Linked DNA regions of Homo sapiens: all the other regions are linked to region 1. The links are chromatin loops, found by intact Hi-C in ENCODE. Cell type or tissue: IMR-90. All regions are shown on one strand.

Region 1 (8,000 bases):
AGGATGGCAGGCAGCAATATTTAACCTCTTTAAGCGAGCAAACTTTTCCTCAATACATTTAAAACACAATTTATACATAGAGAGATGACATGCTAGTTACAGATTATTCTTATCTATTTATTATAGCAGGTCCCTATGGTGATTTCTACCTATGGGACTTAGCTTAGTTTGACCCAATGTATGTGCTCCTGAGAGAAGTCAGTTTCATTTATTTTGTAATCATCAAACTTTTAAAATATTGATACTAACTTGGACAGGCCATGAGTGCCATAATTAGTTCCATTTAATAACCTGTGACTTTATTTTTATCAAGAAAGAAACACAATGTTTTTAGTAGACTATGAAGTAGAATAAAGAGTGGATATGGAAACAAGAGATCTTGGGTTTAAGCCCCTGTTCTTCTGTTTCTTACTTATGTTACCTTTTACATAGTTGAGGTCAGGTGAGAATTATTATCCTAAGACCATTTCTGGTAAGAATCAAGATAGCTCTGCTGTGGGATTCCCAGGGATGATATAAAGATTAACTGTGCTAAGTGAAAGTGCATTGTGCACTATGAAACAGTATCAGAATATAAAGTAATTCTATTATTAATTTTAGTATTATTAAAAATTAAAAACTTAAGCAAAGAGGCTATTTTTTCATAAGCCAACTATTTTTTCTCATATATACCACTGTTTGACCCTTTCTTGATAATACATTGTCCTAGCTGAAATTGTTAGGAGATTTCATTTCATGCCGGTAAACACAGCCTCCAGTTTGTGGCACTGCTACTGTGGATTCCTCAATTTCTGTTGTATGTACTATTCATCTATGTATCCAAACTACTTCACACATAGTAGGCACTCAGTACAGGATTGATAGACCTATAACTGAACAAATGAGAAAGATGAGGACTTATATAAAAACAGATGGAGTTAAAAATTTTTATTGGACACAAGATCATGGTACTAGCAACTCCCCCATCTGAAAAGAAGCTGTCATAGTCATGGTCCCTGCTACACAGGAAGCTGTCATTTCCACCAGCTGAATGATTTATAACAATTTATTGAAATTGGGATGGGCACCAGATCCAAGGACAGATACATCCATAGATTAGCTAGGCAGCAAGGCTGTGTCATGAATCTCATCTTCCTTGACCACAGAAGGAAAGGCAAGAAGTAACCACTCAATCCAAAGCCAGGTCAATCAGACACCCTTACCACAAACATTCTATTTCATCTTGTCCTTGATAACACAATCTGATGTTTGTACAAGAATCAATTGTTTAGGAAAGTTGACTCTATTCCCCTGATCACATTTAAAACATGATTAGTCTAAGTCAAACATAGTAGTCTCATTCCCCTTGTCAGCATTTGGCTTAGTCATAGCATGTGTCATAATTCCGGTTAATGAAATGTGAGGTTGATGTGGGAAAGTCTCCGGGTGAACTTCTGGAAAAGGTTTCTTCATTCTTAAAAAGAAAACTTAGTAAGAGCAGTGCCTTCTTACACACGATGTTGCTATGTCTGGCTAAGATGGCTTAGATAGGATACAGTAATGATCATGAGGAGGAGTTAGCCCTAGAACAAAGCCACCACGCTGAGCATAGCAGATCAGATTCACGTATAGAACCTAGATCCTTGGGTCATCAATGGGATTTGCAGGGATGATATAAAGATTAACTGGCCCAGAAAGGCCCTATTTCAGGACTTTATGTTATTAGATAACAGACTTTCCTTATTGTTTAAGCCAATTGAATCAGGGTTTTCTGTTATTTGTAACTAACAACACAGTAACAAATACAGCAAATTTAGACACAGACCAACTACCTATGTTGCTGTCACATGCAGACATGCAGAAGGATAATCTAACTTTTAATTCTTTTTTCTTTTTCAGAAATTAGAATTTGAAACAACGGAAAGAGAGAAATTTTAGGTTAGTAGCTAAATCCCCAAGGATACTAATTAGAGAAAGATGTTGGAATTGCCTTAATGAGTCACTGCCAACGCAAGTCCTAAGGAAGCAAAGACTGTGAGTAAGCAAAGGTAGCCAGCTGCTGGGAAGAGGACAATAGAGGAAAAGGTCAGAGGGACTTTAAAAGACTGACTGTGGGCTCCCTGAGGGAAGGAGGGATGGAGAGAGTATCGGGTCCTATAGAATACCTTAATTGTTTTTATGACTTCTCTTTTCCATATCCAGTTCACATGTACTCCTTTCTGTGCATTAAATTGAGTTTCTATTGGCTTCTTTGTAACAAAAAGAACTGAACAGAAACACATATCTATTGGACAAAGAGCAATAAAATGATATAATAACTGTATCTGAGGGTTTTTTCATTTTAAAGAATAAAACAAAACAAAAATCAAACAAAAAAAACCATCTATCTGATGTTGCTCCACTCCCAACAGCATCACTAACCGGTATGTACCCAGCTTCAGCTAAATATCCCTAAAACACCTCTTACTTTCCAAGGCAAAGTCTCCCACTGTTGAGTCGTGTTGACTGATAAAAAGTTCCCTCTGGGGTAAAAAAATGAAATTAGTTTTACCTATCCTGGGGTCACCTCCAAATACATATGCCTGTAATGTATTTCAATTAGAATACATTACACACTCCCTGTCACCTTCACTAGGAGAAAATCAGCAAAGTCAACCAGCATTTTTAGTTGTCACAACTAAAAGGTACTCCTAGCATCTGGTAGGCGGAGGCCAGGGATGCTGCTAAACATCCTACAATGGACAGGACAGCCTCTCACAACAAAGAATTTCCAGCCCAAAATGTCAACTTTGCCAAAGTAGAAAAGCCCTGTACTAAAGGAGACCTTCCATATAATAGACGGAACCCCCTCTTAGAAGAGAGGCCTTAGAAATGCTATGGTTTTGGAGCTTTTCTATTGAGCCCCTCATATTTTCCATCAACAGCAAGGCCCAGGTATTAATTATATGGTCTTATTCTGTGACCTGGTTTGTCATTCCTGAAATAGCTAAAAGTAAAACAGATGTCATTTCAATATCAAGAAGCAGTGGAACAGAAAGTGCCAAGGAGCAGGTGTATCAGATACTCAGAGGTGGTAAAGTCATGGCTGTCCATGCTTTGGAGCTAGGGCATCTACAATGCAAAGGAAGATTTTAAATGTGAATTTTGTGTTCTGGTCTATGAGTAGATGATTCACGACACTAGTTTGAAAATGCCTGAGTAATAACTTGACTTTGTTTCTGCACTGGACATCTGTTGTTTTTGTTCACTGGCATCACTTCCCTTTTCTTTTTTTCTTTCTTTTTTTTTTTCTTTTTTTTTTTTTTTTTTTTTTTTGAGACACAGTCTTGCTCTGTCCCCCAGGCTGGAGTGCAATGGCATGATCTCGGCTCACTGCAACCTCCACCTCCCAGGTTCTAGCGATTCTCCTGCCTCAGCCTCCTGAGTAGCTGGGAATGCATGCGCATGCCACCACGTCTGGCCAATTTTATTTTAACTAGAGACAGGGTTTCATCATGTTGGCCAAGCTGGTCTCGAACTCCCGACCTCAGGTGATTCCTCTGCCTCAGCCTCCCAAAGTGCTGGGATTACAGGCATGAGCCACCATTCCCGGCTCCCTTCCCTTTTCTTATGGGAACAGCATTGAATTTTCCTTTGAGAAAATACCTCTCCCTATAGGGGTAGTTCCTACAAAGTTTCGATGGAATTATGTCAGAGGCTCTTATACTTTCACACCATGGCTTGGCAAGTATCTCAATCTAGGCCAATCAGTCTTTGTTTCCTTAGGATATACATCTTGAGTGAAGTAATGCGTGAATGGGAAACATTTAAAGCTGATTCATGTGAATTGGGATAGTTCCTGAACAGAATGCCTACGGTTCTTTCTATCTAGATTCTCAATTGTCTCTTGCCTGTGACTCAATTGTTCAATGACCTCTCAATTCTGTAAGTTGTTTGTACTTACTTTCATTGTTTCTTCTCCTCAGGTAAATTCAGACTCTTTTTGGTTTCTTACACTAAAAAATTATCAACTTTTACAACCATAGAATTAGGCACTGGAAAGGGAGACTACATTTGGGTTCTCATTGTGTCCCTGCTCTTAATTGGTTATTATGGTGGGAGGAAATCACTTTTCCTCTTCTGGCCTATCTCCCCATCCATGAAAGAAGAGTGATGGACCAGGTCATTCTTAAAGGCCCTTCTAGTTCCAAGGTCATAAATTTCTAGTAAATACCAGACCTTCTTTAACTAGAAAAGGTAAATTAAACTTTCAACACAACCAGGAGGTGGTGCTCCAGTACCATGATGACACATCACTAACGGTGTCCAAGCAGTATTGCCCCTGTTGGGGCTAAGGGATTCCAAGAATCCTACAAGGTCTTTCCACACTGTCTGGTTGATTGAGCAAATTTTCTTCTATTGTGAAACACATTTTTATGTGTGGCTAATGTGGGAAGTCTTTGCAGGACCTCTATAGAGATGGATAAGCCTTCTTCCTCAAATGATTTCCTGTTGGTCAGTGTGGGAATATTATTCCTCGATATTTGGTAAGTCACAGTGATGTTGCGTGGAGATAAGTGGTGATATTGTGCATGTGGGAAGATAACTAGAGTGAGATGAGCAGCTACAAACATCAGGGGCTTTGCATTCTGGCACCAACAGTGCCATGTATTTGATGTGTAACTTTGGGAAATAATCCTGGATTTTGTTTCAGTCACTTCCTTTAAAAAAGATTACATTGCATGAAATCAGTGGTTCCCAAATTTATATTTTCCCAATGATAAACAGTGGAAAAATATTTTATTAAATAAAGTCATACATGAAATTCTCATATAAAGTACTTCTCAAAACTCTTTATAAGGGACAGAAACTCAATTCAAACAAGCTTAAAAGTAAAATAGGAAATTTATTACCTAAAATAACCAGGAAATCTAAGTGGAAGAACCATGTCAGACATGGCTGGGTGAGGAATTGAAAGCTGTCATCAGAGATCCACATCTCCATTTCCTATGTACCTATATCTACTTGGCTTTCTTCTCAGTGCGCTCTCAATGTGTGGCAGCAACATGGTTCTAGGAGAAGAGAAAGAAATAAAAAAGCTGTCTTCCTCATCTCTGCTTTCTTCCTTGGTAGGTTATCCCTCAGGTGCCTCCATAGAACATCTAAGTCATAAGGAACAGAACCTGAAAACTATGGGACAAGAAGATCTATAACATTTCTTGCAGCTCTGAGGAACTAGATCTCTAAGTTGTGAAAAAGGTGACACAGTTCTGTCTCCATTCTTTGTCAGGTTAATGCATTTTCCCATCTCTATAGAGGTCCAGCAAAGACTTCCCACATTAGTCACACACAAAGATATGTTTCACAATAGAAGAAGAAATTATCTACAGATAAATGGGAAAATGCAAGTTTGGGGAAATGCATTAAACTTGTATTTTCCTCATTATCTGTGGGCTAGCTATTTATTTAGAAAACAAAATGACAATTTGTCATCTTTGCTTGACTATTTCCTCATTCTCCAAAATATCTGTAACCTCATTTACATCATACAATCTCTTTGTACATGGTAGGAAACCCAAAGATAAGTTTCTCTACTATTCCAATGACACAATTGAGGAGCAGATAATCAAATAATCCAGTTACCAAAAGATAAGTATAAAATATTGTATCTACAAGAGCCCAGTGAAATCACCTTGCCCAACTCAATCATTTTTCACTTAAACAGATAGATCCAAAGGGGGAACTTTTGTTCTCAATACCATGTAATAATTTAGTCCCCAAGCAGGAATTGGAAGCCAAGATTGCTGCTTCCAAACTCCTTATTTCATCTAATTGTTGTTTCAGTGTAACTAGCAATGTCTTTCTCAATAACACAATTCTGATCATATCACTTTTTCCATCAATTATTTCTATGATTTTCCATTTTTAGTAAATGGTATGAACAACTTAGCATGACAATCAAGACCTTTTTTGATGCAGGCTCTAGCCTACTTGCCCAGCCTCATCCCTACCACTCCTTGCTCTTCCCATCATGTTTCAGCACAACTGACTCTTCTTGGCATCCCTTATATGTTTTGCTAGTTTTAGCTTCTAATCTTTGCTCAAAAAATCCCTATGTCTAGAATACTACCCCTTTCCCTCTTTTGTCTCATGATTTCTCCTTCTCTAAGATTCATTTCATGGGTTACTCTTTTCGAAGAATCCTGTGATACATCCTCTTCCCCCAAAGTGGTTTTCCCATGGGATCTCATGATTATTCCTATGGTTACTCTTACTAAATTAAGTGGAATTGTCATTTTATGGATCTAGCATTTTGCATGTCACTTTGGATAAACAAATTATGTTAATATTCGACTTGAAAGATAAGTTGAGGAACGAAAATGCTTTTCCAGGGCCTCTAAAAATACACTAGAGCAGGCATCACTCACTAATGGTTCTCTTTATTCAAAAGCCTGAACAAAGTTCCAGAATTCTCTACTCCATGATGCAATCACTACCTTTTGATTGAAGTTTGTAAATAAATGGAAACCCTATTTACCATTCCTATCTGTATCTAAAACAAAAAGTGAAGTATATTTCTTCTAAGGTGTCATATTTATTTGATCCTGAGGTCACTGGAGAAAACCTTGAGGTTACAACTTTGTTCAATAGCAAAGAGGACTGAAATCTGATAGTGACATCTGCCAATGCACAGGAGGTGAGAATATGGCATACATTATGTCAATATGTTGACTCCTCTGCACTGCAATGGTTCTCAATCTTTTAATCCCAGTTCTACATTTGGGGGATCACATTTACATCTTGGCAGACTCCAAACATAGTGACAGTGCACTATTGGCCATTTTTACTCAGGTAAAGAGGGTGCAAATTACATGCAATCCTCAGTTCTAAGTATAACGACACTTATTTCTCTTACTCTGAAGAAAGTGAACTCAGGTCTAGGTCACGGCTGCAACCCAAACCTTCCACTTATCCGTGTCTCTCGCTATTGAGTATCTAGTAATTTATATTCATCTTCAAGTATTTATGGTACTCAAGGATAAAGGAAGCACCTTATTCATCTTTGCATCCAAATTTCCTCTTTATATGAGATAAGCTCAAAGTATTTCACATGTTCCTATCCTTAGACTAGCACCTTCAAAAGTCATCTCAGTTTATCTTTATTAGAATCCTATAAAGCAATTCTGATTATTTACTCCTGGTAAAATAATGTAGGGATAAGATAAAATAACTGATTTACCCAAAATCAGTTTATAAATTTCAGAGTTTGGAACCAAGTCATCCTAAATATAAAATGCATTTATTTTATTTCAATGAAACATGCTTAATAAATATTTGCCAGATGACCAAATGGATAAATGAAGGGATGTCCAGGCTATAAGAGCTGTTTGAAATATTTTCCACTTCTGGCATAATATGTGTTCCCAATTTATTTGACTGGCCAGCTTTTACTTTTTTGCCCTACATTTGCACTCTTTGCAGAGAGATATCAGAGTAGAATCCTGCTTGAAAGTTTACCTATATCTTTTCTAAAGCCTCCCTTCATACAAAAACTACCACATCAAATACAAATGCTGAAAAAAGAGATATTAAGTTAAAATAAACTTATTGTAGCCATCCCTCGAAGGCTATCTAAAAATACTCATTGTAAAATATTTGTGTGTGTGTGTGTGTGTGTGTGTGTGTGTGTGTGTGTGTGTGTGTGTGTATGTATTTTCCTGGAAGAAGGAATTACAATGTTCTCACTCTTTAAGATTCTGACCCCTGCAAAAATATTTCTTGATTAGCCACACAAAGGGGATAACATATTTTGTTTCTGAAAAATAAAATAATTGAATAAATTCTGAGTAATTTTTTAAGCTTGATACATTACATCTTCTAGAGACGCTCTTTATATGGTTACATCGAGCTCTTAAGAAATCCTTATACTGGCCGGGCGCGGTGGCTCATGCCTGTAATCCCAGCACTTTGGGAGGCCGAGGGGGGCAGATCACCTGAGGTCAGGAGTTCGAGACCAGCCTGACCAACATGGAAAATCCCCG
Region 2 (8,000 bases), 310 kb after region 1:
TGACTATTAAAATTGTACTGGAGGTGAGGAAGTAAGTTGATAGGAAAACCATCACAAGATTTCTATAGTAGGTTAGGAGAGAAGTGACAAGTGGCTTGGAGAAAGAAGGTAACAGAAAAAAATGCCCTTTGCCAGTATATCCTTTGACTGTGCTTAGCTACGATGACCAAGTCATAAATATGTGTGCCCTCTTGCTGCCAGTCTATCTGCGGGGCAGGGGAATCACCACAGAATATTGGAGTTGACATGAAAGAGGTAGTGATCTGTGCTTCACAATTAATTACATCATAATTAATTACAACGTTCAACCTTATGCATTCATTCTTTTTTTTTAACTTATCACACATTTATAATTATGAGGATCTATGAGAATCCCTAGGTAATGGTTCATGTTAAGTGAGTGACTGACTTTTCATAACTTCAGCATTCTCTCATTTATCCTTTTTTAAACTAGAAGGGCATGTTTAGCAGACACACAAAGGAGACAGGCCCACTTGCCACTCTGCCTGTTCTGATGGGCTGGGAACAAGTAGGCTCCAAGACTCAGAAATGACTGTGGTTTCTGCTCTACTCTCTGGATAATCTAACTACCCAGGGGATAGAAGATTTGTGCCTACCAGATTAAAAAAAAAAATCCTTATTTTTGGTTCTACTGCTACCAGCTTCTTTGACTAATTTTGAAATTATGTCTCCTTTCTTTCAGCCACATTGTTACAAATTTATTATCTAGGCTGATGATATCATCTGGAGAGGGTCCAGGACTGTGGTCATTCAGCTCCTTTTTCCACATTACATAGGCAGCTTCTTCTCTCCCCTTTCAGGTCATTAATTTTTTAAAAGAGGGCTTGCTTTAAATATCTAGAGGAGTGCTTTCAGCTGTGACACAGAGAAGGTTTCCCCTTTCATAGCCTGCAACACGTGCCTGCTTCTGATTGAAGGCTGCTTGCCCAAGTGGGCATTTGAGATCCCTCAAAGTGTCTCATGAGAAGTCTTTGGTCAAAGTCATGCTAAAGGCACTTGTTAACTTTGTTTTCAAACTGGAAACAAACTGGAGAAGGAGTAGGAGACCTGACCTGGAATTGTATGTAATGGGCTATAGGCCAGGAGATTGGAACAGCTTCTCCACAGATTTATTGTGGGGTGTTAGTAATTCCTTTATGGCTCAGCATCCTTCTGTGTAAAATGAGAATGGCTTCATCCCTCATCTCTAATTTTCAGGAGTGCAGGAAGCATTGGAAGAGGTACCAAGTTTTCTAAAAGCACTTTGAAGCTCATACATTCTACAAGTATGTATTGAGCACCGAATATATGTCAAATACTGTGCTTAGCACCAGGTATACAGTGGTGAATAAAACAGGCCTATATGCCAACATGCAACTTATAATATAGTTGGATAGGCAGATGATATACAAGTAGGCAAACAATAAGTATATAGTTACAAACTGAAAAATGCTCTGAAGGGGTTGGGCTATAATGATATTGGGAAATGGGAGTCTGTGTAGAGTGGTCCAGGAATGCCTATCTGAGCAGCTAACCTTGAAATTAAGGCTTAAAAGTTGAGAAAGAGGCAGCCATGAAGGAGGTATGTGTGGTATGTGTGTGTACAAGTGCACACATCAGGGGAAAAGACAGATGTTATGAGCAGAAGAACCAATTTCTGTGGAGTATATTAAGTATAAAAGAAAGTTTGGTGTATTTCAGGAACCACATACAGAGTGATGTGGCTGAAGGCTGATGACAAATGGGTGAAAAGAATTACCCACATATAAGATATAATAGTACTACATTTTGCAAGCTGTTGAGTGAGAATGCTGATATTAAAATGCATCCAAATAATAGATTAAATTTTCCAATCAAATTACCAAATACTGAGGACATGTTGCCAGCTGCTGCAAAAATGAATGAGTTGTGGTACTTTGTCCTCAGATAACTCATAGTGTGCTAAAGGATGGAAAGACACAAGAATAAGCCAATCACTATAAATACAAGAAAAAAATAAATAAAGGTACATATAACGGGTTATGGAGAACAAAAAGGAAGAAGCGACCACAACCTTTCATAGTGGTTTTGCATATTGAAGCAAAGCTTCTTGGAGGAGGTGAAATTTAAACTTGTCCTTGAAGATGGGTCATATTTCCACCAGTGATACTGTCATTTGTAACCACCTGATCATCTGCTTTTTAATTTTCTATTAAGACATCTTATGTAATTAGCTGGAATTTAAGAATGATTATATGGTGTGAGGTCAAGATCACATTCCTACCATTGTTTTTGCCCTTCTTGGCTGTGATAGATCAAAATGACAGAATGCCAAAGAGTAACAGGAGGAAAAGAAGGAAATCCGTGAGGCTATTTCTATGCTATTTGCTCATGTGATCCCTTTAACCTGGAAAAATGTGATTCATCCCATTGCACTTCCTGTACATTCTTCAAATAAAAAAAAATGCCTAATTCACTTCGTGCCTATTTATCTACCCATTATGTACATACTAACACACTATGCTTTAGGCCCTGTACTGGACACTAGGGATACAGAAGTGAATTAGGATGTCTAGCACATAGTCTAATGCATCATAAACACTCAAAAATAATACTTGCTAAATGAATAAAAGGCATGAGCTAAAGTATATTTTAGACAGAAACAGCATATGCAAAGTCATATAGGCATGTAGCACGTTATAAGAAATGAAAATTATCATGCATAGCTAGAAGAAAGAACATAAAGGAGAGGCCCATAAAAGAGAAGCCTAGAGTGATAGATGGGGACCGGATCATGGTGGACCTTGAGGAAAAAGTTGAGGATTTCGAACATTGACCTTGCAACTATGGAGCATCTGTTGAAGGGTTTTAAACATCTTAAAACAATAACAACAAAATCCAATGAAACAGTGAACGAAAACAACAACAAAAGCAAAAACACTAGAAGAAGGGCATGATCTGTATTTCAGCCTACCTCTGTATAGTGCTTGTACAAAGAAGAGAGAAGTCATTCTTCTTTTCCGAACACATTTTTAACATAGGTAGAATGTGCATAAAAAATTGTCTGATTTTGGTTATGAAGGCAAACATTTTATGGTTCTCAATATTTGTATTAATTATTTTCCCTTATCTACTCAAGGCTGATCAAATAAGAATATTTTCAGCTGAGATTCTTAAGTCAGATACCGTATATTTGGATACACCTTACAGAAGAGAAACATCTTAAATTCAGGTGACCAAATACCTTAATTCACCCGGGATAAATTATCCTATTGTCCCATCCAATTTACAATTTGTTCAGGGTTTTTTTCTTTTTAGTGAAGTATCATTATTAAAAGTTGCATTTTAATTAGGGAGGTGTGTAAGGCCTCCACATTATATTCAGACTTTACAATGGCCTCAGCTTGTAGTGTGTGAGACACATTGAATGCAGACGACTTCCTTTAACACAGACTTCCTTTTAGAGTTACACCTGAATGACAATCATCCTTAGTCCATTTTGTTATTGTTGTTGTTTTCAGACCCTTTCCACACAAAATAACCAACATTTTCCTTTCAGAGTCAGCACGTAAGCCGGACTGTCTAGGAAAACCTCCCCTTCCTGTGTCTGGAGGTGTTGAAAAAAATAATTCAACAATGCTGCCCCTGCTGGCCACCAGTGTACCATGCAATAATTCCATGGCCCCTGCCACAGCCCAGGAAATGGAGGAAATGGCCAGGCAGGTCAGTGAGAAATAAAGAGGTGATGTGTGCATGAAATATGGATGGGAAATAAAGGCTGAGTAGTCCTTCCACAGAAAGTGGTCTGAAGTGCCCTTGCTGCAGTCTTTTTAAAAATCATTTATTGTTTGATGTAAATCTATAATTATATATTGCTTTGTTTGGCAATGGTTTTTAATTTTGTGATAAAGCCTTCCAGTATTAATAAAATCAAATAATGAAAGTGCATCTTTAATAAAACAGAAATTAAAGACTGTGATTCTTGAAACCATTTCAAGAGATTTGTAAAGGTTATTTTGAGAAAACGACTAGATGACGGTGCTTGAATATGAGCAGTGGCAGAAAGTACAGTCGAATGCCATTTGGGGGCATCTAGTCGTGTAGCTACAATCTTTTAAAGGAGATCCTATTGTTAATTAGATAAATTTATATTTAGTGCTGAATTAGAATGAAATTGAGAAGATGTACAATTTGGTAGCACCTAAATTTAGCATCATAAATAGAGATACTTATTTTACAAGTTTTCGTCTTGTAAAAATATTTGTTGAAAGAGCCATCTGGTTAAATTGAGAGAAAAGAGTACTTGTAAAACATATTTGGGCTGAAATATTTACACATTTAAATGTGAAAAAACAGAGTTGATAAATTTTCCTACTTAGCATAAATTGCTCTGAGATTTGCAGGTGTCTTGGCATCTGTAGAGTGTATTTTCTCAATATTAAGGTTTACTAAGTAAAGTCAATTGAGGGTATCAAAAATTTTAAATTTCTTGACCATAATGCAGATCTCTGAGAAAAACTGCAGGCAATTTAGTGGAAATATCAAAACTAAAAGGACCATACTGAGAGCAAAAAGCATTAAAAAAATCAGTGATACTAAATTAGATATAAATATGACTAAGAAAGTCATTATATTAGCTAAATATCCACTGATAAAAGTTATCATTTCCTCTGCTCAAATAATCACTACACTAATTTAAAAAGTAAATTCTGTAAGTATATGTGAACTTAAGCTATTTTAAAAAATAATTTAATTTTTGGAAACAGCTTTTTTAAAGAACGATTTTATAGGTCTAACAGTATAATAAAACCAGTCTGTCAGACAACAAATAAATATTTGAAAAATTATATAATTATTTTAATAGTTTAAGTGCTTTGTCTGTGCTCAGAAGTGCCCCTGTGAGCACTGTGAATTATATGATTATTTCTTATAAAGCCCCTTTTACTTTTCCTTGATCTCTTTGACCAAGCGTACATTGTATCTTAAGGCAAGACTTTGTTACGGTCCCTCTGCTATCACAATCTTGAATGTAATGAAAGGCGTTTTTCCTCAAATCAATTCTAGAGGCTATCCTCTCACCCCATTCCCGCAGTCACTGGTATTTGGAGACTTGTGGTTGAACAGGATCTCTGGAATGAATATCTCAGTGGATGCCAGGCACGATGGTCCTACATAAAAAATTTGCTTTGAGGGCTTCCTAACATCAGAAATGGGTGCTTTTCCAGATTAATTCACCTTTTTAATCTGTCCATAGAGAGGAGTAATAGTTGCAAACTGCTTAGTTTCATTAGAAAAGCTTTCTCCTGTTTTTAATGGCACAGGGAGTCCAAGAAGGGCCTATTTTTAATTGTTTCATGTTTTACTGATATCCTGGCCTTCAGTTATCTATCATTTTCTAAAAACCACTATAAAATTTAGAGGCTTTGAACACTATTTTATGTGTTCACAGTTCTATGAGTCAGCAATTTTTGTTGGGTGTTTCTTGTGCTGGGTTCATTTTGGGTCACTTACAACGACTGAGGTTAGCTGGCAATTCGAGTAGAACTGGATGATCTCAGTTGGCCTCACCCGCAGGACTGGCAGTTGGCAGACTACTCTCTGGGATGCCTCTCATTCAGGTGAACCTGAGCTCCTACAAGTTGTGGTGTCAGGATTTCATCAGAGGCAAGAGTGCAAAGTGTGATGCATAAATACATTTAAAGTCTCTGCCATTGTCACACTTGCTAATATTTTTTGGACCAAAGCAACTCACAATTTGGCCAAGACCAAAATCAAAGTGGAGGGAAGAAACCTCTACTTTTTAATAGGAAGGGTGGCCAAGACATATTGAAAAGTGTGGACATACAGGGGCCGGGCGCGGTGGCTCACGCCTGTAATCCCAGCACTTTGGGAGGCCGAGGCGGGCAGATCAAAAGGTCAGGAGATCGAGACCATCCTGGCTAACACGGTGAAACCGCATCTCTACTAAAAATACAAAAAATTAGCTGGGCGCGGTGGCAGAGGCCTGTAGTCCCAGCTACTTGGGAGGCTGAGGCGGGAGAATGGCATGAACCCGGGAGGCGGAGCTTGCAGTGAGCCAAGATTGCCTGCACTCCAGCCTGGGCGACAGAGCAAGACTCTGTCTCAAAACAAAAAAACAAAAAAACAAAAAACAGTGGACATACAAGGACAGTGGAATTATTGTGATCGTCTTGGCAAGCAATTTACCATATTGTCTAATTTTTGCTCACATTTACATCACTTTAAGAATGCAATCATGGCTAAATGCCTATGTGAAGCACAAATAATACTGTAGTGAGGCACATCTGTGGGTGAATTCTTTCAAGGATCAGTTGCCCCCATTACAGTGGGGGTAATAAATAAGCCCTGTCAACTTCACAGTTTATTGTGAGCTAGATTGAACTTGTGAATACAGAAATGCCTTATAAATTACCAAACAGATGAGAAGGATTATCATTAATCAAAATCCAGCACAAACTGTGCTCCTCCCAAGACATCTCTCTTGATATTCCATCCATCACCAATTTCTTGAGTCTGCAGTTTATTGGCACTTGGAGTCTAAACCACATTTTATTGTCTCCTAATTCTCTGTTTCTTTGTGTAATTATTCCAATGCCACTTCCAATAATTCAGGATACACATGCTCAGTATCATCTAAGTGTCAAGTCTAGCTAATTACTGGAGAGACAGGAATGAATCAGGAATAATCCTTGATTGGGGGGAACTTAAAGTCTAGATCCTGATCTTGGCTAGCCAAGTAATCTCAAACATGTTTTATGGAAGTTTAAAATTAGGTGTCCAGACCAGACATCTGAGGACTGAGCCATGACTCTTGGGCATCTCTCTTGCCCTGAATAATGGTCCCCTTCCTCCTCCCAATTCTCTGGTCCCTATAGACGCTGTAAGTGTATTAGTCAAACTTCCTTATTTACTTTGGCTACTAGTACTCTCAGAACCACAATTCTAAACCACCTTGGCAGATAGGGGCAGAGGCCAGGTCTTACTTATCTTGGTGTCCCTAGCACTTGGGACAGGTCACTACTGGCAGATATGTTATATGTGCTGGATAGAAGATAAGTTGATTTGTGTATCGCACTGACACTAAGTCTTCTCTTGACTTAATTGTCTTTTTTCTGGACTTTTATTATTTTTGTTCTGGCTTCTTGTTATAGAAGAACTAAATATTAAAAAAATAGCTGTACTAGTACTATCAGTATTAAAACTGAAAGCTTCCAGTGGGTATTAAGTTCTGTCATTGGTGATATGCTAGCAATGACAAGTATGTATCAGATGGTGAGTGAGACTAAATGTCCTTGACTTTTGTCTTTTGTGAGGATGATATTTGTGATTATTAACTCCCTTTGTAATGGCCTGACTTCTGTCTCCAGTGTGATTTAATATAGCATTATTAGACTGTATGTGTGTTGTGTGTGTGTGTGTTTGTGTGTGTTAATGAGAGCACAGTGGCCTTTCTGATACCTCTACTAAGATCATCACCATTTTTATCTTTATGGGGCCATTTACCCCAAGAATCTTGTAATTGGAAACTTTTTATGAAGAAGCCATGTTTCATTTTAAATAAGACAACCACATAAAATATTACCAAGTGTGTGTCTTGAGTTTGCTTTGGGCACAAAACTATTTTGAAAAGCTGGCAACTAGAAGCAGACTAGTAAAGCAAAATCCTGGAGTCTTCAGAATGTACATGTGAGATCTAATTCAGGCTTAACCTTGCTGCAGCTCTGTGACTTTAGACAAATCACTTCCTCTCTCTGGGCCCCAGTTTTATCATCTATTTCTCTAAAACAAGAATGTCATTCTAAAAGAGGCAGTATCCCCTCACCATCCAGGAGCCCACATCAAGCCTTCCAGTGGGTGAATGAAGGCAACACGGTTTCCATGGCTTAGATGACCTCATGTCGTCCAAATCATTGATGAAATTGACCAGGATAAGGCTGTGTCAACTCTCCCACTAATACTACTTCCAGTAATAAATTTGGATACATCTCCAGTAATGGGTG
Region 3 (8,000 bases), 520 kb after region 1:
GCCCCTACCCCACCCTTTTTCTCTCTTGAAGCTTTCTCATCTCAGAGCTATGGGGCAGAGGTGGCTTTCTCTAATAACATTTGTGTTCTCTGCCTGAGAGAACATTTGATGGAAATGAACAAATCAATTAGAAAATAATAAATTATGTGGAAAGGGCTGATCCAAGAAAATCTCAGCTCCTCTGTGTTTTCATTCTCCTCCCATGCATTGTTTCTCTTTTCACTCTGGGCCTGGGTGAGCTTGGAAATGAGGGTGAGGTTGTGGGAAGGGTTGGACACATCTAGATTTGTACTTGGCCTTGTCTCCAGTTGTGTGATCTCTGAACCCCTCTTCCTTCATCTGTATGATGGCGATAAGTGATAAGAATAGCTAAACATGCACTGAGGCTTTCTACATGCCAGGCATTATTCTAAGCCCTTTACACTCTCTTTATTAACTACCTTAACCCTCTGAACAGCTGTATGGGGTAGGTAGTATTATCACCCTCATTCTTTATATAAAGAAACTGAGGTGCAGGAAGTTAAGTACATTGCCCAGGGTGGCCCAGACATAAAGTGGAAAAGCTGGATTCAAAACCTAGGGCTGTAGCTTAAGAATGAGCCATCTCACCCACTCTGTTGCATTGCTTCAACTACCAAACAGGGATGAGACATGTGTACCTAGCACAGGGTCTGGCATACAGCAAATGCTTAATAAATGTTGGCTGTCTCCTTCCTCGTTCTCTTCCCTGACGACAGAGCAGACTGATTAGAATTCCTCATGAGATTTCCAGCCTAAGAAGTTGAATGTGGGTTCTTGGGGAAGAGAAGGGCTCAGCAGCGAGATTTCAGGTCAATATCTGAGTTTGTGTGGCTATTCTTGGAATTAGTCAGCTACACCTAGACATAAATGTAAGCTCTCCTGGGCCCACCTATCTCCAACTCATGTTTTTTGTGAAAACATGTACAAATTATGGTCACAGGAATGTTTGGTTTCGTGAGCTTGGGGCTTTCTGTGACATGGGCGGCCTTGACACGCTAGATCTCAGACGTATCCTATTCACAGCAGGGTAGAGGTGTAGGTTTTCCACCCATAGAAATGATCTGTGGAGCATCAGGCAGCTGTTACTAATTTCAATGTATTGATAAGGAAACTGAGGCCCCATTAGTCAGGAATTATTGAATTTGAGACTGAGAGTTAAATATTTTTACTCTTACTTTCCCTAATTTAATTCAATTCCATCAAAATCTACTGAGGGCTCACCAGGTATCAAGCTTTGTGCGGAGAACTGGGTAAACAGAGATTAATAAGGCACCTCGCCTTCCCCCAGGTGGCCACAAGTGTGTATTATGTAATAGAAAGAGGAAGCAATTTATTGAAATGGCAAATGAGAGACAGTGCTCTGCTAGTAGGAGGTGGACGAGTATGGAGATGTTAAAAGGGGTGCAGGTGAGGAGAGCATCAGGGAAGTCTTCCTGGAGGAGGGATACCAGAACAGACTTTGGATTTGTTCATTAGAGAACAAAATGCTGATCAGAGTCCCAGCAGAGGAAACAGCATGAATAAAATTGCCAATGGGATAATGCACCGTACAGGGTACAGAGATGTTTTCTGTATGCAGTGGGGTGCTCAAGAAAGGTTGTAGAGATAGATGAGGCTAAGGAGTAGGTTGTGTCTTGGAGGCTATATTGGGAACTTGAACTTTGTCTTTCATACATGGGGAGACCCTTTATTATTCTAAGAGGGGAAGAGCAGGAAACCATCACTAATGTGTGCTACTGGCTGGGCTCTGTGAGAACTCCTTGGGAGAGACAGCATTAAGAAAAAGGAAAACATTGCTAAGTAGCAACTTGAACTTAGTAAGGTATGAAGAAGGTTCTCTAAGCCTCTGGAGATAACGATACTACCTACCTCTGTGTTCATAAGAAGCCTAACAACTTTGGCAAGTCTCTAAAACTCTCGAGAACTTAATTTTATGATCTGTAAAATGGAATCATCTTACTTATAATATTATTGGGGGAATTCAATAAGGTAGTATTTTTAAAGTGCTTAGCAAAATGCCTGGCACTCATAGTAGCTCTAAATTATTTGGAGAGGGCCTGTTATCTTTTTGGGGGCATGATAACAGCCAAGGTTCTTTTTCTGTTTCAGAGCCTACTTGGATGTTAATGAGCTGAAGAACATTCTTAAATTGGATGGATCAACACATCTCAATATTTTCTTTGCAAAATCCTCAGAGGAGGAGTTGGCAGGAGTAGCAACTTGGCCATGGGACAAGGAGGCCCTGATGCACTTAGGTGAGTCTTAGAAACTCCTTCAGGAGGCAACTAGAGTAGGACAGTAATACACTTAGTGCGATGATGATCATTGTTACGATCATGATGGTGGTGGTGGTAGTTGTGAGGGTGAACAACCGATTTATTTATCACTTTTTAATTTACAAAATTCTTTAGCATCCTTTATCTCATTTTGACCACCAAGCAATTTTCTGAAGGAAATAGCACCATATTATTAACCATGTTTTATCAATGGGGAAATGAGACCCAGAGAGGAAATGGGGCTTATCCAACATCACACGCAAGACAGTGACAGTCACAATTGGAATTTAAGTTTCCAACACTGCCCATTGTTTGCTTTCTCCTTATACCCTCTGTCTCCTAGTTCCTGCAAATATCTTCTCAGTCTGGTAACCACACTGTACTGGCACAGCCAGTCATGGGTTGGCTTAAAAGACACCAAAGAGGCAAGAAAAAGTGAGTTTGCAAGAACTCTGTGTTCCTCCATGTTCCACCCACCAACACCAACAGGAACTCTTCTTACATTCAAATTATACATATCCATAAACAAGACATAAGTTTGTACAAACCAATCACCAAAAGTTAGACATGACAACAGTTTCTGAACCAGGCCCTGTAAGCAAACATTGCAGTTCTTTAATTTTATTTTTTCCATGCTCTCTTCCAGGACACATCTATATGTAAACATGCATTTTTTTAACTGTACATTTTTAAAATCATAGCATAGATGAAATTCTGTGTTCTTTTTTCACTTAATATTATGCTATCTACTTTTTTTTCCATGTCGCAGAAGTCTTATCCTTAACTTCCCACCCATATTTTTTTCACTTAATCACAAAAGAAAAGCACCCTTGTGGGTTATTTTCCCCTCTCTAAAGCCAAGATTTTTAATAGCCACATAATATTCCCTTGAACAAGGGCACTGCCATTTATTTAATCATTTTCCGTTTGGTAGAATGTTCCCATTATTTACAAGAATGAATCGTGATGACTCAGTGAACATCTTTATCTGAGAATGTTCAGGCTCAGCAGTGACAGTGCTGGATGTATCCTCAGGCCTGCCTGGTCTCCTGGTGAAACAGAGTCCAGTAGCTTCTCCATTGCTATTCTGTCTTGGAAATGAGAGATTTAAATAATGCAAGTTTTGCTCAATGAAACCATAGACTTAGTTCCCTCCAGACGACTCTCATTTCTCAATTGTTTTTTAGAGAATGAAACCAATTTGTGTGTGTGTGTGTGTGCGTGTGTGTGCATGTGTGTGGTTGTATAAATAAAGATAGATACAAAGATAAATATCTACTTGTTCTCAGCTGGGAGGATTTTATGCCCCAGGAGACATTTGGCAATATCTAGAGATGTTTTTGCTTCTTACAAATGGGGGAATGCTACTGGCATCTAGTGGGTAGAAGCCAGTGATGCTGCTACATGTCCACAATGTCCACTACAAAGAATTATACAGACTAAAAAGTCAATAGTGCTGAGGTTGAGAAATCCTGAGACATATGGTGTATGGGTAGATAGATTGGCAGATAGACAGACACAGACAGGTGGGGTTGGGCAGAAGAGAGCGTGCAGCTTAGGCAAACTTGAAGATGATCAGCTTATATCACATGCCTAGTATGATATATGGGAGTAATGCTAGACTAGAGCCAAAATTCGTGTTTGTTCTCAGCTGTGACTTTACTTAGCAGTATGGCCTTAGGCAATTCTCTTTCCTTCCTCAGGTCTCAATGTCCTTCAATATTAAATAAGCAGGTCCTAGGAGGCCAGAAGACCCTAAGGATCCTTCTCAGTTCTGAAATTCTGTCCTATTAGAAAAGCAACTGAAAGGGCCATGATCAGAGTCTGAGAAGGATTGAGTAGCAGGCTTCTACTGTTAGAAAAAACTACTCCTGATAATTCCATAAATTTCAGAGTCTGGCTCAGGGCCAGGAATAAGGGAGGCTATAAATCCATAGCATGTTATAGTATTTCAGGATGATGTCAGGCTCAAGCTATTTCACCTTTTAAGAGAAGCAATGAAACAGGACTGGGGCCCAAGTGCTGTCACTCTGTGAAAAGGGGTGAGTTGGGAGGGGATGAGGTAAAGCAAACAGGGCTAGCCTAGACATTAAGTCTGCAATCCAATCATCATCCCTGGAATGGTCCTGTCCTCTCATTACCTCAATAATGAAGCTTCATGGAGAGACAGAGAATCATTGGCATTATTGTAGCTGCTTATTTTAGAGCTCACCAGAGATGCAAAGTCCATTTTCCACAGTCACAAGGCCAGTGTGAAGCAGAACAAGGATTGCAACCTATGTCAGCTAACTCCAGCTGGACTCCAGGCTGCCCTCTCCCCATCCCAAGAGATGCTGCTCATGAGTAATTCCTCTGCAGTAGCCCCAATCAAACCCAATTTATTACAACCATATTTTTCCCCTCTTTTTCTGCTATTACACCATGATCCCTGGAAAAAGCCTTGGGTGGGAAGCGGATTATGTTTCATGTTATGATTGACAGAAAATAATTGAGAAAGATTTCCTGTCTCAATTTCTCTTCCTCCCTGCCTCTGCCTGCCCCCTTCTCATACCCAAGTGAATGTGCACACCCGCACACTCACATGCCCTCTCACACATCTTTATCTTTGTGTTAGAAAGCTCTAAGCAATTCAAAATTGCTCAGAAATTCAATCTCTGAAATTAAGTCCTCCAGTGACCCTAACACGGAGACAGAGTCCTTCTTCAAAATCAGAGACCTCTGCATAGACTCTATGAGTCCCTTGACTGAGCAAGCACACCATTCCAGAGGTTCAGTCTAAGATAAAACCCTCCATGCCCATGTGGGGCTTGCCAGCTCAAATCAACAAGACCCTACCTCCTCACCATTCTTTTAGAAGATGCTGCTCTACACCTAAAGTACCTACTTTCAAGGTTCACAGACCTGAGTTTTAACCTTCCCTTAAACATTTTAAAATTTTAAAGTTTAATTATCTCTCTGGCAGCCTGTATGCATCTTTCCAATGCCTAAAATGAACACAGCACAAATACTACCCATAAATTCTGCTGAGATCTGTTCTGTCTATCTGCCCAAGCCAAGCAATTCTCAATCTTCTGAGGCATGTGATATAGACCATTGCTTCTCAAACCAGAATATACAGACAAGTCATTCAAGGCTCATTTTAAAATACAGATTGTGCTTCTGTAGGTCTGGGGTGAGGCCCGAGATTCTGCATTTCTACTAAGCTCTCAGGTGATGATCATGCTGCTTGTCCTCAAGTGATGTACTTGATGTATGGAGGTGCTATTCTAGTTCTCACACTAGATTAGTTAAACCTCACAAACTTCTTTAGATAAGTTAACATTCAGCAAATATTCAACACATATTTAATGAGATACTCTGCTCCAGGCCCTGTGATAGTCATTAATCATAGAACGTTGATTAAGAGTCCTGCTCAAGTGACATTAGCTAGTATGAAAACTGTTACAATGGTGAATACAGCATGGTGCTGACCTTCATTAGCGTTCATGCTCTTACAGCATCAGGGATGAAGATATGAGATTCAGAGATGCTAATTACTCCACTCGATGTCACAGAGTTAGTGAAGGCAAAATGGGAACCAGAACCAAGATCTCTGAGCCTGAGGGCTTTGTCTAGACAAGAATATGTAGAATATTTGGAAATAAGAGTAGGCCTTACTTTGTAAGGGAAAGGTTGCAGCAGAAAGGTTTACTGGCCCAGAAATCAGAGTTTCTGAATTGCTCTCCATTGAAATAATTTGAAATCACCTTGGGTAAGTCCCTTCACCTCTTTAAGCATTGGCGTTTTCATATGAAAAATAAAGGAATTGTACAAAATGACTTTTGAGATTCCTTCCTGCTCTGATAAGTCATGATTCATGCCATAGGTTGTAACAGCTCTCAGGGCAATGGAGTCCTAGGGTGGAGAAGCTTGTGTTTATTTTGGGCAGCATCTCTTTATCCTTGATGGACTTGGGGGTTCTTGCACCAAGAAGCAGAGTACCTAGTTTGCCTGATTCTCTGGATTTCCCCTTACAGGTGGCATTGTCTTGAACCCATCTTTCTATGGCATGCCTGGGCACACCCACACCATGATCCATGAGATTGGTCACAGCCTGGGCCTCTATCACGTCTTCCGAGGCATCTCAGAAATCCAGTCCTGCAGTGACCCCTGCATGGAGACAGAGCCCTCCTTCGAGACTGGAGACCTCTGCAATGATACCAACCCAGCCCCTAAACACAAGTCCTGTGGTGACCCAGGGCCAGGAAATGACACCTGTGGCTTTCATAGCTTCTTCAACACTCCTTACAACAACTTCATGAGCTATGCAGGTAGGGCCCTACACTCTGTAGGGTGAACAGGTCTGGATGTCAGATGTGGGATCCAATCCTGGCTCAGGGGAACCTTGAACAAGCTACTTACCATTTCTAAGGATGGAAGGCCTAGCTCTGCCACTTATCCACCTAATGTCTTTCGGTCATTCTCTTTCTGGGTTTCACTTTTCTCAAGAAAATGGAATTGTTGGACTAGCATCTCCATGATCCTTCCTAAATGTGCAGCACATTTTTCTAAGCTAGTGGTTGTTGAACCTTTTTTATTTAACCCATGTGTCCCTTAGATAAGCATAAAACTCTCACATTCTCTGTTATTTTGCAAGAACAATGAGAGTGCTTTGGACTTTGCAAAGAGAAAATTATGACATGAGATTGAGTATGATTTTTTTTTTCCTAACTGCATATATCTTATCATAGTACTTTTGAGTACCACTAGTAACAGTGTTAGGAGCATTAGGGGATGCCCTGCACTTCCCTTTAGCATGGGATACATCAAGGCCTTGGAGCCCTTTTAGCACCTTTGGCAAATTAGAACAAGACACCCCTTCCTCAGGGCTGTCATAGCCCTTACCACTGCACCTGCAGCTAAGAGTTTTTGTGTTAGTCACAATGCACACAATTGCACATGGCAGGCCAGCATCAAATTCTGTTACCATACTCAACTTAGTGTCTTTTTCCCCACTAGAACAAGCAAATTCTATCAAGCCAAAGATTGCATCTAATACATCACTCTATTCTCAGAAGTCAGCACAGGGGCCAGTGCTTAATAAATGTTTGTTAGGAAAGGAAGAAGTAAAGAAAGAAAGGGAGGAGAGAGGGAGGGCTGGAGGGAAGGAAGGAGGAAAATGAATAAATTCTCTTATAACAGGTATATAAAATTTATTCTTATCAAAAGCAATATTTCTACTCATGTAACAAAATATTGTCCAGAAAGGCCTTTAATATGCTCTCTCTCATTTAATTCTCACAACAAATGTGTAGAGTCAGAACTATCCCCACTCTACAGATGACAGCTTTGAAGCTCACTGAAATCATTTGCACCAAGTCACATATCTGACTCCAAGTATTTTTCTCTTTTACTCTTGTATTTCTTCTAAAGAGAGCTAGCTGATGGTTGAGTGGGGAAATTGAGCAACCTGGGTGGCTTTTACACTCTGTTCCACAGGGATGCTTCAGGGCAACTGCCCTGGTGGCTATATGAGTAGGGCTTTAGGCTCTCATTCCTGCTAAAGCCAGGGAAAACACACCCCCTTTCTGACTATTTTACATTTCTGTTGAGGTTTTGCCTCATTGCATTTGAAGAGAGGAATTTGCTGCTGGAACCCAAAGGTTTCTGTGATCCCCAGTGGTTCTTTCTGCTTGTCCATTTGGGCTGATGACCCCTGGGGGC

The links. Hi-C counts contacts between places; a loop is a spot of excess contacts. Peaks named below come from ENCODE experiments on the same cell type or tissue, not always from the same donor. Only the 100,000 strongest peaks of a DNase experiment are listed, where the experiment ranks them.
Region 2: it touches region 1 in a loop (2.5-fold over the local background); 3 of 110 quality-filtered maps call a loop at or near these places.
Region 3: it touches region 1 in a loop (13-fold over the local background); 2 of 110 quality-filtered maps call a loop at or near these places.

The regions. Positions count from the first base shown.
Region 1 is chr9:115,689,891-115,697,890 of GRCh38, forward strand. No RefSeq gene overlaps it. Among named protein-coding and RNA genes, the nearest start is that of LINC00474, 230 kb to the right of the region's middle. RefSeq lists an enhancer at 1,047-2,246. In IMR-90, a CTCF peak has its summit at 4,248 (motif pointing right); DNase peaks (open chromatin) are centred at 1,431, 1,991, 3,171 and 4,301; H3K27ac peaks cover 1,380 bases.
Region 2 is chr9:115,997,309-116,005,308 of GRCh38, forward strand. LOC105376236 (a long non-coding RNA gene) reads left to right here. Exons shown (of 3, transcript XR_930271.3): 2 at 3,539-3,702. Among named protein-coding and RNA genes, the nearest start is that of LINC00474, 76 kb to the left of the region's middle. In IMR-90, a CTCF peak has its summit at 3,635 (motif pointing left); DNase peaks (open chromatin) are centred at 773 and 2,403; H3K27ac peaks cover 815 bases.
Region 3 is chr9:116,205,326-116,213,325 of GRCh38, forward strand. PAPPA (pappalysin 1) reads left to right here. Exons shown (of 22, transcript NM_002581.5): 3 at 2,131-2,276; 4 at 6,314-6,607. Among named protein-coding and RNA genes, the nearest start is that of PAPPA, 56 kb to the left of the region's middle. In IMR-90, a CTCF peak has its summit at 3,680 (motif pointing left); a DNase peak (open chromatin) is centred at 3,296; H3K27ac peaks cover 214 bases.